Linked DNA regions of Homo sapiens: all the other regions are linked to region 1. Evidence: chromatin contacts called from ENCODE Hi-C or POLR2A ChIA-PET data. All regions are on one chromosome and are shown on one strand. Each heading gives the region's core, a stretch centred on a gene start or an enhancer-like site at or near the end of the contact. The rest is flanking DNA. Distances are from core to core; before and after follow the strand shown.

Evidence for each region. Hi-C counts contacts between places; a loop is a spot of excess contacts on that map. ChIA-PET counts read pairs that join two places held with the same protein, here RNA polymerase II (POLR2A). Pooled maps may share reads with other maps.
Region 2: a pooled map shows a loop between it and region 1 (8-fold over the local background). The contact joins two enhancer-like sites. A Hi-C loop is called at or near these places in 3 of 168 maps with a recorded cell type or tissue (Right ventricle myocardium inferior, aorta and left colon), 16 of 37 single-sample maps with no recorded cell type and 17 of 50 pooled maps. POLR2A ChIA-PET finds 5 or more read pairs at or near these places in 11 of 52 experiments (AG04449, CD4-positive, alpha-beta T cell, HCT116 and 7 more).
Region 3: a map of gastrocnemius medialis shows a loop between it and region 1 (2.1-fold over the local background). The contact joins two enhancer-like sites. A Hi-C loop is called at or near these places in 4 of 168 maps with a recorded cell type or tissue (Right ventricle myocardium inferior, aorta and gastrocnemius medialis), 1 of 37 single-sample maps with no recorded cell type and 9 of 50 pooled maps. POLR2A ChIA-PET finds 5 or more read pairs at or near these places in 4 of 52 experiments (HCT116, MCF 10A, PC-3 and 1 more).

What each region holds. Positions count from the first base shown.
Region 1 is chr2:226,767,979-226,772,534 of GRCh38, reverse strand. All of the region lies in intron 1 of IRS1 (insulin receptor substrate 1), which reads left to right. Among named protein-coding and RNA genes, the nearest start is that of IRS1, 30 kb to the left of the region's middle. Within about 2 kb of position 1,299, at least 8 of the 41 ENCODE cell types and tissues checked have a DNase peak (open chromatin) inside an H3K27ac peak, as active enhancers do; they include gastrocnemius medialis, where a contact is called at or near this core.
Region 2 is chr2:226,649,766-226,654,321 of GRCh38, reverse strand. No RefSeq gene overlaps it. Among named protein-coding and RNA genes, the nearest start is that of MIR5702, 6.7 kb to the left of the region's middle. RefSeq lists a silencer at 3,849-3,938 and enhancers at 3,895-4,189, 4,079-4,208, 3,296-4,209, 4,210-4,556. Within about 2 kb of position 1,786, at least 5 of the 41 ENCODE cell types and tissues checked have a DNase peak (open chromatin) inside an H3K27ac peak, as active enhancers do.
Region 3 is chr2:226,669,441-226,673,996 of GRCh38, reverse strand. No RefSeq gene overlaps it. Among named protein-coding and RNA genes, the nearest start is that of MIR5702, 13 kb to the right of the region's middle. Within about 2 kb of position 2,601, at least 3 of the 41 ENCODE cell types and tissues checked have a DNase peak (open chromatin) inside an H3K27ac peak, as active enhancers do; they include gastrocnemius medialis, where a contact is called at or near this core.

The DNA of each region.
Region 1 (4,556 bases), core at 50-2,549:
TCTATTGTGTGTGGATAGTATTGATTCTGTATTTGTTTTAGTGCAAGACTAGGTTGACTATTATAAGTGAAAGATCAAATGAAAGTATAGAACCATCATGGACAAGAAAAGAGGAGATGTGAATTTTATTCCCGATTCTGCCACCTCCTGGGAACTGTCATTCCTTGACCTGATTTTCTGGTTCACAAAATTGGAGATAGTAATATTGCCCCAGTCTGTCTTATAATGTTGTTTTGTGGATCAAATGAAATAACATATGAAAGTAAAATTGTAAGCTGTGAATTGCCTCTCATACACAGAGTTTGTCATGGTTTGAGTTATATCCCACCAACGCCCCTTTCACCCTTAGAACATAGGGGTGCTTTTGGTTTTTGTTCCTTCCTTATTAAAAATATTTTTTGAACTCAGCCAGCTTCCTAGATTTCTTGGCTGTAAGAGTATATCAAGATTGAGTGCCTGAAAAGATACAACAGTGTTGAGTCTCTTGTTCAGATATTTATTTTATGAAGTATGAGTATGGTGTACTGTTAAATTCTAGGAAACTGGGTTGCATTTATTAGCTTGGCATAGAAAAAGCAAAGTTCTACATGTGGGCTAAATTATGTTACAAGCTGTAAGTATAAATCAGGATTAATGGCTGAAATATATTTATTAAACTTTAAAAGGAGCTAGGTACATGCATTTTATAGTTCCTGTGGATTTAATTATATATAAAAACTTGAAAATAAAAGTATGACTGGGGAGTGCTGAATGTTTTCTTCTGTAGAATTCTTGACTCTACTCTTGAGTCTCAGCACTCTTTGACAGAGAGATCCAGTGCTGTGTGCTGTGCCAGGCAGAAGGCATGAGCATCTTAAAGAGATGGATTTATATATGTATATAAACATATATATAGATGTTTAAGTATATTATATGTATGTTTAAATATGTATTATATATATTCAAGAGACATATATACAACAATTTACATAATCCATGCTGTAAGGAAAGCAAAATAACGAAACTACTAAAATTCTAACTCCTGGCCTCTGGGTAATTATAAATCAGTAACTAACTGTGGTTCATGGCTCTCTGTAAAACTGTCCTATGAATTTCACCCTTCCTCCAACCTACTCCTTTGTTCCTCTCCTCATTTTCTATTTTGCTTTTCCTTGAGTGGTGGAGCCGAATGCTCTGAAGTAATTTTGGAACACAGTGAGCCTACTGAGCCACCGGACAGCCGGCTGATACCATGTGCTTGGGAACAGGAAAGGGGACCCAGCTATAAACTCCTCAGCAGCCATGCCATGCCCTATCACCGTCATCCTTCCCCAACACCTTCTGACCTTGATAAACACAGTCAGGACCAAGAATGTGCTCATATTTACATATACCACTCCCTCCCATAAAAATAGGGTAACCTTTAAAATCACAAACAACACAGCCCACACTACCAACGTTCTTCCGTCACTGACAGTGACAGGATCTAGCTAGTTCTCATGCTCCAAAAGTTATATATATATACATGAACTTTAAAGAGAGAGGGTCTCACTCTGATGCCCAGGCTGGAGTGCTGTGGCATCATCATAGCTTACCCCAAACTCTTGTGCTCAAGAGATCCTCCCACCTCAGCCTTCCAAAGAGTCCAGTTTATTGAGAAAAATATTCGAGTTAAAAGTATCCCTAAAGATAATAAAGCTCAGAATGTTCTTTCTACAGACAAATAGACTCAGGACCATACAGTGTAAGTAACTTGGTTAAGATGATACAGCTGTTACATGGTAGAGTTAGCAAACAAAAACAAAAATAAAAACCCTGATATTCTATCTCCAGGTTAATGTTTTCTCCCATGCTATACTACATCAGGTTGTACATGTGTAAAATGCTTTGTCTGTTTTGTATCTTTATATACAACATGTTGTACATATATGTTGCATATTCACATATATATGTGTCCAAAGACTGTATGTTATAGATGTCATTGTTCATTCATTTGATCCTCAAATATTTGTAAAGCCATTCACTATTTTGGCTTTACTATTTGCTGGGAATAGGGCTAGGAATAAGACTTCGTTTCCACACTTCTGAGCTTATGTTCTAGAGGGAGAAATAGGCACTAAACAGATCAAGTTAATTCAGATAGTGGTAAGTACTCTTAGGAAAAATTAGGCAGGGTGGAGGAGTTTATGAACAATGTATCATACTAAATTTATCAAAGAAGCTAAGTAGACCACACTCATATTTAGTTTTATTGTTTTTGAAGTTTCTTTTGAAAAATTCTATTGGGCAAGATGCCATTCAGCAATTCACACATGTTTGAGGGGAAAATCATAATTTATTAGAATAATTAAAGGCTTTAAAAGGTAGCTTGTTAAATGAAGTTTTCTCTTTCATATGTGGAGTGTTTGATTATTAGCCCTGCTTGAAAATACTTTCTGAACACTGGTAATCAATTGCCTGTATCTATGACATAGTCAACCCTAGTCATAAAGTTTTCAAAATGCATTCATGACTGCTAGGACTTTATTACTGCTCTTTTTTTTTCAACCTCCTATATCCTTTCTGGGAGAGGAGTAGATTTCCTAGTGCCTCCACTGCTTACCAGACAGGAGAGCAGTGAAACTGGGAGGCTACATTTTGTAAGACTTGAACGGCCATACTTTATATGGCAGTAAGGCGATCAATGGCTGATATGTCTCAACTAAGATGAATGTATACTTGTGATCAGTGAATGGACCGATAAATTCAGAAAAGTTGGAAGACTCCATTCCATTGGCTTATGACTAATTTTTATATGCACCTGTTTTTCTGGAGTCATAAATAGAAAGTTTTCTAGAGATAACGACAAGAGTAGTCCTTCCCTGTTATCTGCCTCATTCCTACTAAAACAATAGCTTTGTTAAACAACTTTGAGGTTATAATGATGGGTTGATAAGTTGTTGCTTTTCAAGTGAAAGTTAAGTTTCTAAGCCTCCCATGAAACGCGTCGGAAACCTAAAACAACATCTGCATGTCTAGATCTTCCATCCATGTCTGGTTGGCTGGAAGGACAGCCTCGAAATGGCTCTGTGGTTCCTTGGGGTGCTGCAGGCCTGCATTGCCTTGGTCTAGTCTTCCATAGATCTAATTGCTTTCTGAAGACACTCCGGGCAGTCTTGCAGCAGCTTCTGTTTCCTTGCCGGTCACTGATTATTTGAACCTGGACTGTCCTGAGTTCAGTGTCCATGTGTACTGCACTGCCAGTGACCATCTTTGGCAGGGCAAGGCTGATGGCCTTAGTTGTCTTCAGTTTCATCATCTGTTCATAACTCTTTTTTGACTCTGCTTAGTGGATTTTCATCTTTGGCATGTATTCCGTGCTTTAAGAATATATGGTCACAGAGTGATTCGGTGATAGTGGGAGTATTGAGTTGGGAGAATCCTATTACTAGTTTCTAGGTTCTGATGGTCTCTTCAGTTGCATAAACAATATTGCAATATATTGAATATAGTTACATAAAACATATTGAACATGAGTTCCTATTTTGCAGACAAGTGTTACAACATTGTTGTTAGAGAATGGGTCACTGAAGGCACCATCTGTCTTGCCTCAGTGAGCTCTGGTTACTTTAAAGAAGGATTCGCTGGGTGCGGTGGCTCACGCCTGTAATCCCAGCACTTTGGGAGGCCGAGGCAGGCAGATCGTGAGGTCAGGAGTTCGAGACCAGCCTGACCAACATGGTGAAACCCTGTTTCTACTAAAAATACAAAAATTAGCCGGGCGTGGTGGGGGGCGCCTATAGTCCCAGCTACTCCGGAGGCTGAGGCAGGAGAATTGCTTGAGCCCAGGAGGTGGGGGTTGCAGCGAGCCGAGATAGCGCCACTACAAGATTTTGGAGAACTTTTGATGGCATTTAGATTGGTTTAGTAACAGCCAGAACCTAGTTTCACATGAATTTTAAGGTCAGCAGGTACAGAGGAGAGTTCAGGGTGGTTTACTAAGCTGCTGTTGGTACAATATTTAGCACACAAACATTCAAATTTTTGATTAGCCCTTTGGCTTTGGTTTGGTTTATTTTAGTCTTATTGATGATTATTTGCTTATTATTTTAATATTTCATTACTTTATAAAATATATTTGTATCAATGCAACAAGTATATGTCCATTCATTTATTCCAAATCTCATTCCTTGTTGAGATTTGCTATGTGCCTAGACACATTTTTGGAAAACAGAGACTATGTGGTGAATCAGACAGATAGTAGGTTTCTGTGTTCGTGGAGTTTTTATTATTCCAAGGGAAGAAACAAATGATAACCAATGAAATAGTGTAAAGGGATAGAGAAGAATGGGTAGGGTGGGCCATTTTTGATAAGGGTAGCCAGAAAGGAGGCAGTGACTGAGCAAACATCTGAGTGAAGTAAGGGAGAGACTTATGGGGCGAGGCTGTGTGCTGGTGAAGAGTGTCCCAGTAGAAGCAGCAGATGCAGAATCCTATGCTGGGAACGATCCTATGTTCCGGTGCATCTGGAGCAGCAGGGATGGGGTAGAAGGTGTGATTGGGGTAGTAAGCTAGGGTCTCACAGGGCTTCATAGGCC
Region 2 (4,556 bases), core at 537-3,036, 120 kb after region 1:
GAGATCCAGAAGAGACAATGGTGTGATTCCAGTCTGAAGGCTGGCAGGCTTCAGACCCAGAAAGAGCTGATGCTTCACTTTGAGTCAAAAGGCAGGAAGTAACCAATGTCCCAGTTCAAAGGCAATCTGGCAAGAGGAGTTCCCTGGTATTTGGGGGAGTTAATCTTTTGTTCTATTCAAGTCTTCGATGGATTGGATGAGCCCCATACATGTTAGGGAGGGCACACTGCTTTAGATGTTAAAGTCATCCCAAGACACCCTCACTGATATGCTGAGGATAATGTTAGACCAGATATCTAGGTATGTCATGGCCCAGTCAAGTTGGCACGTAAAATGAACTATCACAGTAGTTTTAGTTTACACCAAGCATAAAAGAAAATCCCAGTTTCCCAGAGGAGCACGAGTACTCATTTATCAGGATACCTGTGTTTTTCCTCTGGCTCTCTCAGCTCAGGGTATTCCAACTACGCTTTCCTTCATGCCTCCACTCCCAGTTATTTGCCCAGAGACATAAAGCTGAGCTTTACTACAGTCAGTTACTTGGGACAGCTGTCTACTACTCTGGGAAGTAGTAGCTATCTACTACTCAGGCAAATAGGATTATCTCCCATCTTGAGAGTACCCAATAGTGGGAAGGCTGCCATGAAGGAACATCAGGCATTCTTGCTGTTGCTCTGATTTGTCTTAAACAGAAATGCTGCACTCAGTCAGTGCTGACTATGATCTGTCTTGTTGGTTTAGCTAGTGGGGCATTAAGGAGCATGTGGGAGAGAGGGTTTTGGTGGATTGCAAAAGTGGCCACAATTTTTTATGCCTGGATTTGACTCTGAAACTCCTCTTATCAATAGGTGGAAGTGATTTCCCCACTTCTTGAATCTAGGCTGACTCTGTAACTTGCTTTGGCAATGGAATGCGGTGGAAATGGCAGTGTGCTAGTTTTGAACATAGATTCCAAGAGGCCTTGCACCTACCTTTCTTGCTCCCTTTTGGAACACTGCTCAGATAATTTATGAACAAGCCCTGGCTAACCTATGGAGGATGAAAGATTTTGTGGAATAAAGACTAGCCATTGTAGCTGATACTCTTCTAGACCAGCCTACCTCAACTGGCTTAGCAGCCAACCACAGACCTATTTACAAATCCAGCTAAAACCAGAAGAACTGTCCAGAGGATCAGAGATCACAGTTCTATAACCAACCTGAAGAACTGTGAGCTAAATAAATGGCTACCATTTTAAGCAACTATGTTTTGTAGTGGTTTCTTATATAGTAAAAGCTAACTGATAAGGAATGCCTGGAGTGGCATTCCTTATATAGGTTCCCTGAGCATTTTTATGGTTCCCAGCTTTGGAGTAAAGAATTAATAGAGTATTTCTTCTGGCAGAATCAATAGGTTTCTTCCCCCTAGAATTTTTTCTGATGTAGCCTAGCTCCTAAATTCTCCTGACTGGCATATGTATAGACTTAGGTTGTTTGATAGGATTTTCAAATTTTGGCATAGAATCCTGGATGACATAAGTCCGTGGGCTTTGAATATCTGTTTCAGTAGCTCTTCCATGAACCCTGACTTCTCTCTTTTCCTTGTTCAAGGAAACGCAGGTTCTAACTGGCCAACTGGTCGAGCAGTTAATAACTACTCTCATTTCCTACTGCATTCATAATTTACTGTTGAACTTCCTTGACCTCAATGGCGTCACAGATTTGAAGAATTACAGAGCTGTTTAGTGGAAGTGAAAGAACAATTTCACAGGAGATTCATAGATTTTGATGACTATGAATCATATCTTAAGAATTTGTGGCTACCTTTGAAGCACAAAACCACGGGATGTGTCTGAGTTACTCAGGATCAATGTTATTTCTGTGGTTCAGTTTCCCAAAGATCTGACTGAGCTGAAAATGGACCATGCTCACCAAGACCACTGGTAAAAACTTTGGGTATATTAACCAGAATTATTTTTAAATTTCTGGCCACACTGCCAAAATCTTGCTGAACTTTGGGTTTTCTTGACTTTGTGGAAGTGTTTCTTTCATGGAACTGCTGGGATCAAAACTGCATCTGTCTTAGGGATGCAGATTGTGGCTGGGAAATGAGATGTGTCTTAACTTAAAGAATGTCTGAGCTTCTTCAGAGTAGCTCAGTTTAAAATGTTTTCTTATTGACTGATTGAGATGTGCAAGCGGCTGCCACCTGACTTGTAAAAATGGATTTTCAAGTGTATTTGTTTTTTAGATAGCTTCATACTGAGTGAAGGAATACATAGCCTGGAATTTCCTCTAATTATAAGCCTAATCCAGTTAGTGCACAAATCTGGCAGATATTTTAGTGTAATACAAATTAATGTTTTCGTTTGCTTCACCTGATTTGTTTAGTTGAAACTTAAATGTGTTTTAAATGTGAATTTTTAGTAACTATGTATCAATTGCAACGATCAACAATTTTTTGGAGAAATCTGGTAGCTTTACTCTCCTATAACCTTGCATGTTTTTGAAATATTTTCTACTATGATTGCAAAATGATACTACTCTTCAACTGACAAATCACCTTCATCCTTTATCAAAAACATCTTCCTCTAAGAAGCCTAGTTTCAGTTTGGCAGAAGAGAGAGGCTATACGTTTTTAAGGGGTGACAATATGCTTTTAGCTCAGCCAAGCCTGGTTTATTAGACCTTCAATTAAAATAATGAGTTCAATGGCTATTTAGTTTATTAGTGTTTGTAGTAGTAGTGATGGTAGTAGTGGTAGTAGTACTACTAATTACATTTATTGGGCACTGGGTAAGACTAAGTAAAATTAGCTAGGTCATCTCATTTAATCCTCATAGCAATTCTGTGAGGCAGGCATTATTATTATCCCCATTCTAAGATGAGGAAACTGAGGCACAGTGAAGTCAGATGACTTCTCCAGGTGGTAAATCTAGAAAACAGAACAGTTCAGGCCCAAACAGTGTCATTTGACTCAAAACTCACAGTTGTCCCAAAATACTATACCAGCATACTGTCTCTTACCTAAATAGATTGTCTCGCTGTAATAAAACATGAATGGCTAGTGGCAACTCTTTTTGAGCAGGCAAAATGGATGCTTAAAACTTAATGTCAGTCATTCTAACTCTGGTTTAAGCACCATTGTAGGTGGGGTCCTGGAACAGGTTATGAAGAATGGTTATGAAGAATGATGTCAAGTCTGCCATCTCTACTGGATCATGCTCTGAAAGATCTTTTAGAGTTTAGACCCATTCATGGCAAAATGGAATACCCTAGAAGTAGGGGAGAGAGGCAAAAAGAAAGGGAGAGAGACTGAGAGAAAGGGAAAGGAAAAGAGAGAGAGCATGCTCCATCTTTACCACTATCAAGGAATCATTGACCATCCTACATCTCTCCAGGTCCTTCTCAGTGACCCAGGACATCTCAGTACAACGTAGTATTTCAGTCTCACTGCCTGAAATATTAAAGGTCAAAACACATTTTAAGGTGTTATCTCTTTCCTGTCTCATTCTAATCAATTTTGTACATAGCTGGTTTCATTTGAACTCAATCATTGTGATTTGCCCCTTATGGGCAGCTACAATTAATCAAGTGCATGTTAGTCAACATAGTTTGTGTACACCACATAATGAAAATCCCATGAAATTTAGGCATTTTGAATGTTTTAAGAGCAAGCCTCAGTGAGACTTCCCTTGCAGAACCGACTTCCCAGCTGGAGGGAGATGCATGGCCCATGCCTTTCCCAAACAAATGTGTTTGTGACATTTCCCTGTGTAAACGCTGACTTTGTTGGGGGGAAATCTGTGGTGCCTGGAGAGATGGGAGAAATAGATTTCGGAAATGCTAATCTAGGGGAGCAATCCGCAGTATTGCAGCCTGCTGGGGCTGTGTTCTGCATGCTCCCCACAGCTGCCTCTGAGCGAACTTATTGACAAAGGCGAAGGAAGCTTACAGTGCACCAGGATGACTCACTCCACGTTTACTGGGTGGTTCACACGGCTGCCTGCTTGCCGGAACAGGAAGGCCCTTATTGTGCTCAATTGTTTTCCTGAATGCCTTTCTCAACAACAGCAAAAGGAAACATTACTTTTTGGCTTCCAGCCATCCTGGCCACTTGGTACTTCCAGTGCTTAGAATGCAAAAGTTGGGCTCAGCCAAGACATGCAGAGGCACAAGGCTGCAGTTATTTCTGTCTGTGTTTCAGATTAACCACTGCCTTTTGCAGTAAACAATCCAGGGTGATTTAAGACAACGGGAACTCCCTTTACTAGCAACAGCCCCGACCCGAGTTTGACCGTTTGTTTTATGGACTTGTTTCATGTACAGTAACCCCATGGGGGGCCTTGACACCACCACCCACTGAGTTGCCTGAATAAAATAGAAAAGGCCCTGCCTGTCAGTTACCTCCTTCTTGAATCTGATTGTTCCAGAGATACTGTGAGGGAGGGGAAAGTGCAGCCTGGAGAAAAAGGGAAGGAGGAAACCAGAAAGTTAACAGCAAAGGGAATAGAGTCAGAGTGCTGGGGGCTCCCCAGCCTCTGGATGTAATCACAGGCACAGTAAGGGCTAATGGTG
Region 3 (4,556 bases), core at 1,352-3,851, 100 kb after region 1:
GTAGTCTGGAGATGGGATTATTTTTTCCCATTAATCAAGGTTAAAGACTCTTTTTTTGAAAATTTCCTTGAAACCCTCCAAATTGCACCAGACTGATGCAGAAACTTGTCCTGTATTTCCAGACAAAGATCATGAGGTTGGGCCACGAGTCCAGCAAATAATAAGGGCTAACATTGACATTTATAAATCACTTTCCACTTTGCAAGGGACTGCTACTACCCTACTACCTGATTTCATTTGAGTCTTAGGACAGTTCTCTAGAGTAAACTTATGATCTACATTGTACAGAGGAGGTTAACTAAGACTCAGGGAGATGAAATGATTGGCATGGAGCCATGTAGCTTGTAATATCACATGCAAGGCTCGATGCTGGAGTTCTGACTCAGGGCTTTGCTGCTGCCACCATCTCTCTGCCATTCCACTTGGCCTCCACCCTTCCCTGGCAGGCAGCTGCTTCCTCTGAATTCACGATCAGCTTTCCTTATTGGCATCTCCTTGGGAAGGCCGCCTCAGGGCCTTCCTTATCAGTTTGTGGTTGCTAGATTTATCTTACCACAAAAAGGGCTTTATTTCTTGGCATCTAATCCCCTTCCTTATCTACTCTCTCTTCATCATTACTAGGCTTCCTGTTGGTTTTGAGGTATGAACACCCTGGGTCGACAACTGGAGTCAATTTCTGCATTTGACTCAAAGGAAATTCAAGTGAATGAATTCCACACGATGGTGAACCTAGTGAATCTTAAGTAATTCCCAGGAAATGCTCTGAGAGTATAGAACAGGTATCAGTAATCCTAAATAATATGAGCTCCGAGTGAATCAACTCTTTGGTTTTTAGTAACACCTGTGAGACTACTGATGTCTCACCATAAATAAGAAAAAAGGGAGAAAAAAAATGAAAAGGGAAGAAGAAATAGGAGAAGAGGGAGAGATGGAAGAAATAAATATATATGCAAATATCAGGAGTCAGAAAATATACATATGCAATAGTTTTCTGACCTCTAAAGTTTTTCTTCCATATTTGAGTTAATTTAGGCATTGTTTAGTGAGTAAAATTAGTTATTCCACCAAGGCTCTTGAGTATAACTGAATGCATTCATCAGTCATTTGTGTGATGATGACATTGGGTTAACACCTGACAAAATGGCAGATGAAATCAATAAGCTACTGACTCACAAACCCAGTTGATTTGGCCCCAAAACACCTTTGTTTATTTATTGACTCTCATGCAAGGATATTGATAAGTTATAAAATAGCCTTGATTATTTTCTATAAATTGTTTACTTTTCCTCCTCCTCCTAAGCCCTTACAAATTAAAATGGGAAGTAGAAGTTTTGAATTCACAGGTTAAATATCATTTTAATCCTCTGTTCCGTTGTAGACTTGCATCTTTTTCGAGACAGGGTCTCCCTCTATCACCAAGGCTGGAGTGCAATGGTGCAACCAAATCTCATTATAGCCTTGACCTTCTGGGTTCAAGGGATCCTCCCACCTCAACCTCTTGAGTAGCTGAGACCACAGGTTGGTGCCACCATGTCTAGCTAATTTTTAAACTTTTAAAAAATAGAGACAGGGTCTCACTATGTTGCCCAGGCTGGTCTCAAACTCCTGGGCTCAAGCAATCCTCCCACCTCGGCCTCCTAAAGTGCTGGGATTACAGGCATGAGCCACCACACCCGGCTCAATTGCATTTTTGATTGTCAAAATCCCTCTCTGCTTTAGTGAAGATGCAATTGTTTTATATTCTGTCCTATAAATATTATAGTTTAGCTAAGGTGACACTTGGAGGAGGATTAGAACATGTCAACCAGGGACTATTAGGTCAAGAGAACTTTCAATCATATTTCCTCTAGAACTCTGGCCCTTCTCTGTTACTTGTGATGTCTTCAAATCCCCTGACATGGGGGATATTTGTGTTCAGGGGTCTATAACCAAGAAAAATGATCGGGTGAGTATCATACACATGTCAACCCTGTCTTTTAGAATCAGGTGGCAGCTGATTTGTTTAAAGCATTGATGAATAAGTGGAACTGGGAGAGAGAACATTTGACTCATCTTTTAGGATGCAGAGAATCCTTGCAATCAAGGAACATTAAAATAAACCATGTAATGGTGGGTGCATCTCATTAGTTTCACTAGTAGAACTGTGAAATTTATTGAGAAAAATTAATGGCTGGGTTTGACACAAATTGCAATTGTTCATAGGCAGAAGGCAATATAAGGATTTCAAATACACCAGAAGAGAGAGTTATGGTGTAGGTAAGCATGTGAAAACATCTTCAAAATCTAACCATATAACATTCAGTTGTCATACTGTGTATGTAGTAAAAAATGTTCAAATGAACAGACACCATGGCATGCACATTTAAAGTTGTTTTTCCGGATTGATCCTGGAGAACTTGTTAACTGGAACAAAGTCATAAATTGTGCAATCATTCAGAATTTGCATTCATGTAAGGAAAGATTTTTAATGTTCTCCTGCTTTTACTTTTTTTGGACTTTGTCATTCCTACCTCATTGCCTTGGTGTGCATTCATGTGGCATAGCTCAATGGTGCAGCTTCCCCTTCCTGCCCCACCCCACCTGCTTGTTAATATTCTGTCCAATCCAAAGTGAAGCTTAGATGAGGGCCAGATAATATTAGCAAGTCACAATTAGGGCAAAGGATATGAACAAGCCATGCTGCTGCCTCATGCTATTTACAGCTTTTCTCTCTTAAGGTTTCTGATCTGCGCGTGTTTGGCAACGCTAAGAGACAAAGGGAGGTCATCTTTCCAGTTCCTGTTTCAAAGAGAAAAACAGGCACAATAGCCACAGCAGTAGTCACTGAAATAGTTACTTAGCACATGATATAAATGCATTTACATCCATTATCTCGTTTAATCCTTTCAACAACCCAGGGAGGAAGGTAATATTATTGCATTTGACAGATGAGAGAAAAGAGATGCAGAAAAAGTTAGGTAATGAGCTCAAAGTTGCACAGCTGGTGAATGGAAGCATTAGGCTTTAAACCCAGATTTGTCTGTCACTAAAGCCCGTGCTTTTGTTACTGTCCTCTACTGCCTTTTTAAAAGCAAAGTTTTGAGAAGGTAGGGATGAGATGGAGGCCACTGGTTGGTTACATGGTCTTTCTATATTTGTCACACACTCTCTCTGTTGCATTTTCCCTCTGGCTTTTCTATCTGCCATATCCAGGCAAAAAACAGCAAGATGAACCAAGATGCTAGTTGTCACTGATTTTGAAGTAAAAGAAATTAGCTAAAGTAAACGTGAGAACACTATTCTGCCATGTTCCTACATTCTCTGCTCAGAGGCTCCTCTCTTTCCATTAAGCAAATATTGAGAGAATCATTTAGATGGGATTTCCTCTGAATTGTAACTAAAATAAATCTCATTTCTGAATTTGGGGTACAAAAGACTCATTATCGTTTATTTGCATCAATTTTGCTCTGATGGTCTGAGCCAGTGGTTCTGAAACCTTGGTGTGAGTAAGACTCATCCAAGGATGACTCCATTGGTGTTTGTTGGTTGTAGGTAACAGAAATCTGTTCTGGATGTTGTAAGCAGCCAGGATTTGGGCAGCTTAGGGGTTCTGGGTAGAAGGAACTAATTTTATTTTCTTTCTATATTCAACTGGGTGATTGCATCTAACCCCAAGGTTTTATATAACTATCTACAGTAGTCAGAATTCTAAGATGGGCCTCAATATTCCCTATCCCTTGTGTAATCCCCTCTCCCTGACTGTGGGTGGGAGTCTGAATGCGATGGGGCATCACCTCTGTGATTTGATTACTAATCAGTTGACTGAGTTCATCAAAAGAGTGATTATCCTGGGTTTGCCTGGTCTGATCAGCTGAATTCTGAAAAGAGGAACTGGACCCTTGCTGGAGTGAAAGTCTTTATGAGAAAGAGATTCTCTTGGTGGCCTTAAGGAAGAAAATTGTCATGTTGTAGAGAGACCACAAGGCTTGAAACTGTGGGTAGCTCCTGGGAGCTGAGAGGGACCCCTGACCAACAGCCAGCAAGAAAATGGGTACCTCAGCCCCATAGTCGCAAGGAACTGAACTTGGCCGTTAATCAGTGAGCTTGGAAGAGGACCAAAGTCCCACTGTAACCCCAGCTGGCACCTTGATTTCAGCCTGTGAGAGCCTGAGCAGAGAACCCAGCCATGCTGTGTCCAGGCTTCTGACCCATAGAACTGTGAGACAATGGGTATTATTTTAAGAAGCTCGGTTTTTGTTGTTTCGTTATGCAGCAGTAAAAATTAACATACCATCTGCATGTTGATGACTCCAGAATTTATATTTCCAGTCCAGGACTCTCTCCCGAACTTCAGCCTGATAGCCAACTGCCTATTTGATATCTCTGCTTGGATGTCAAATGCATGTTGCAAACTTAACATGTCCCAAACTAGACTCTCTACCTCCCCTTTCCTCTAACTCACTCTTTCTACAGTCCTTTTATCTGAAAAATGACAAATCTATCCTTTCAGTTGCCTAACTCAAAAGTGTTGAGTCACGTTTCATGTTCAATCCATCAGCAAATCCCTTGACTATAGT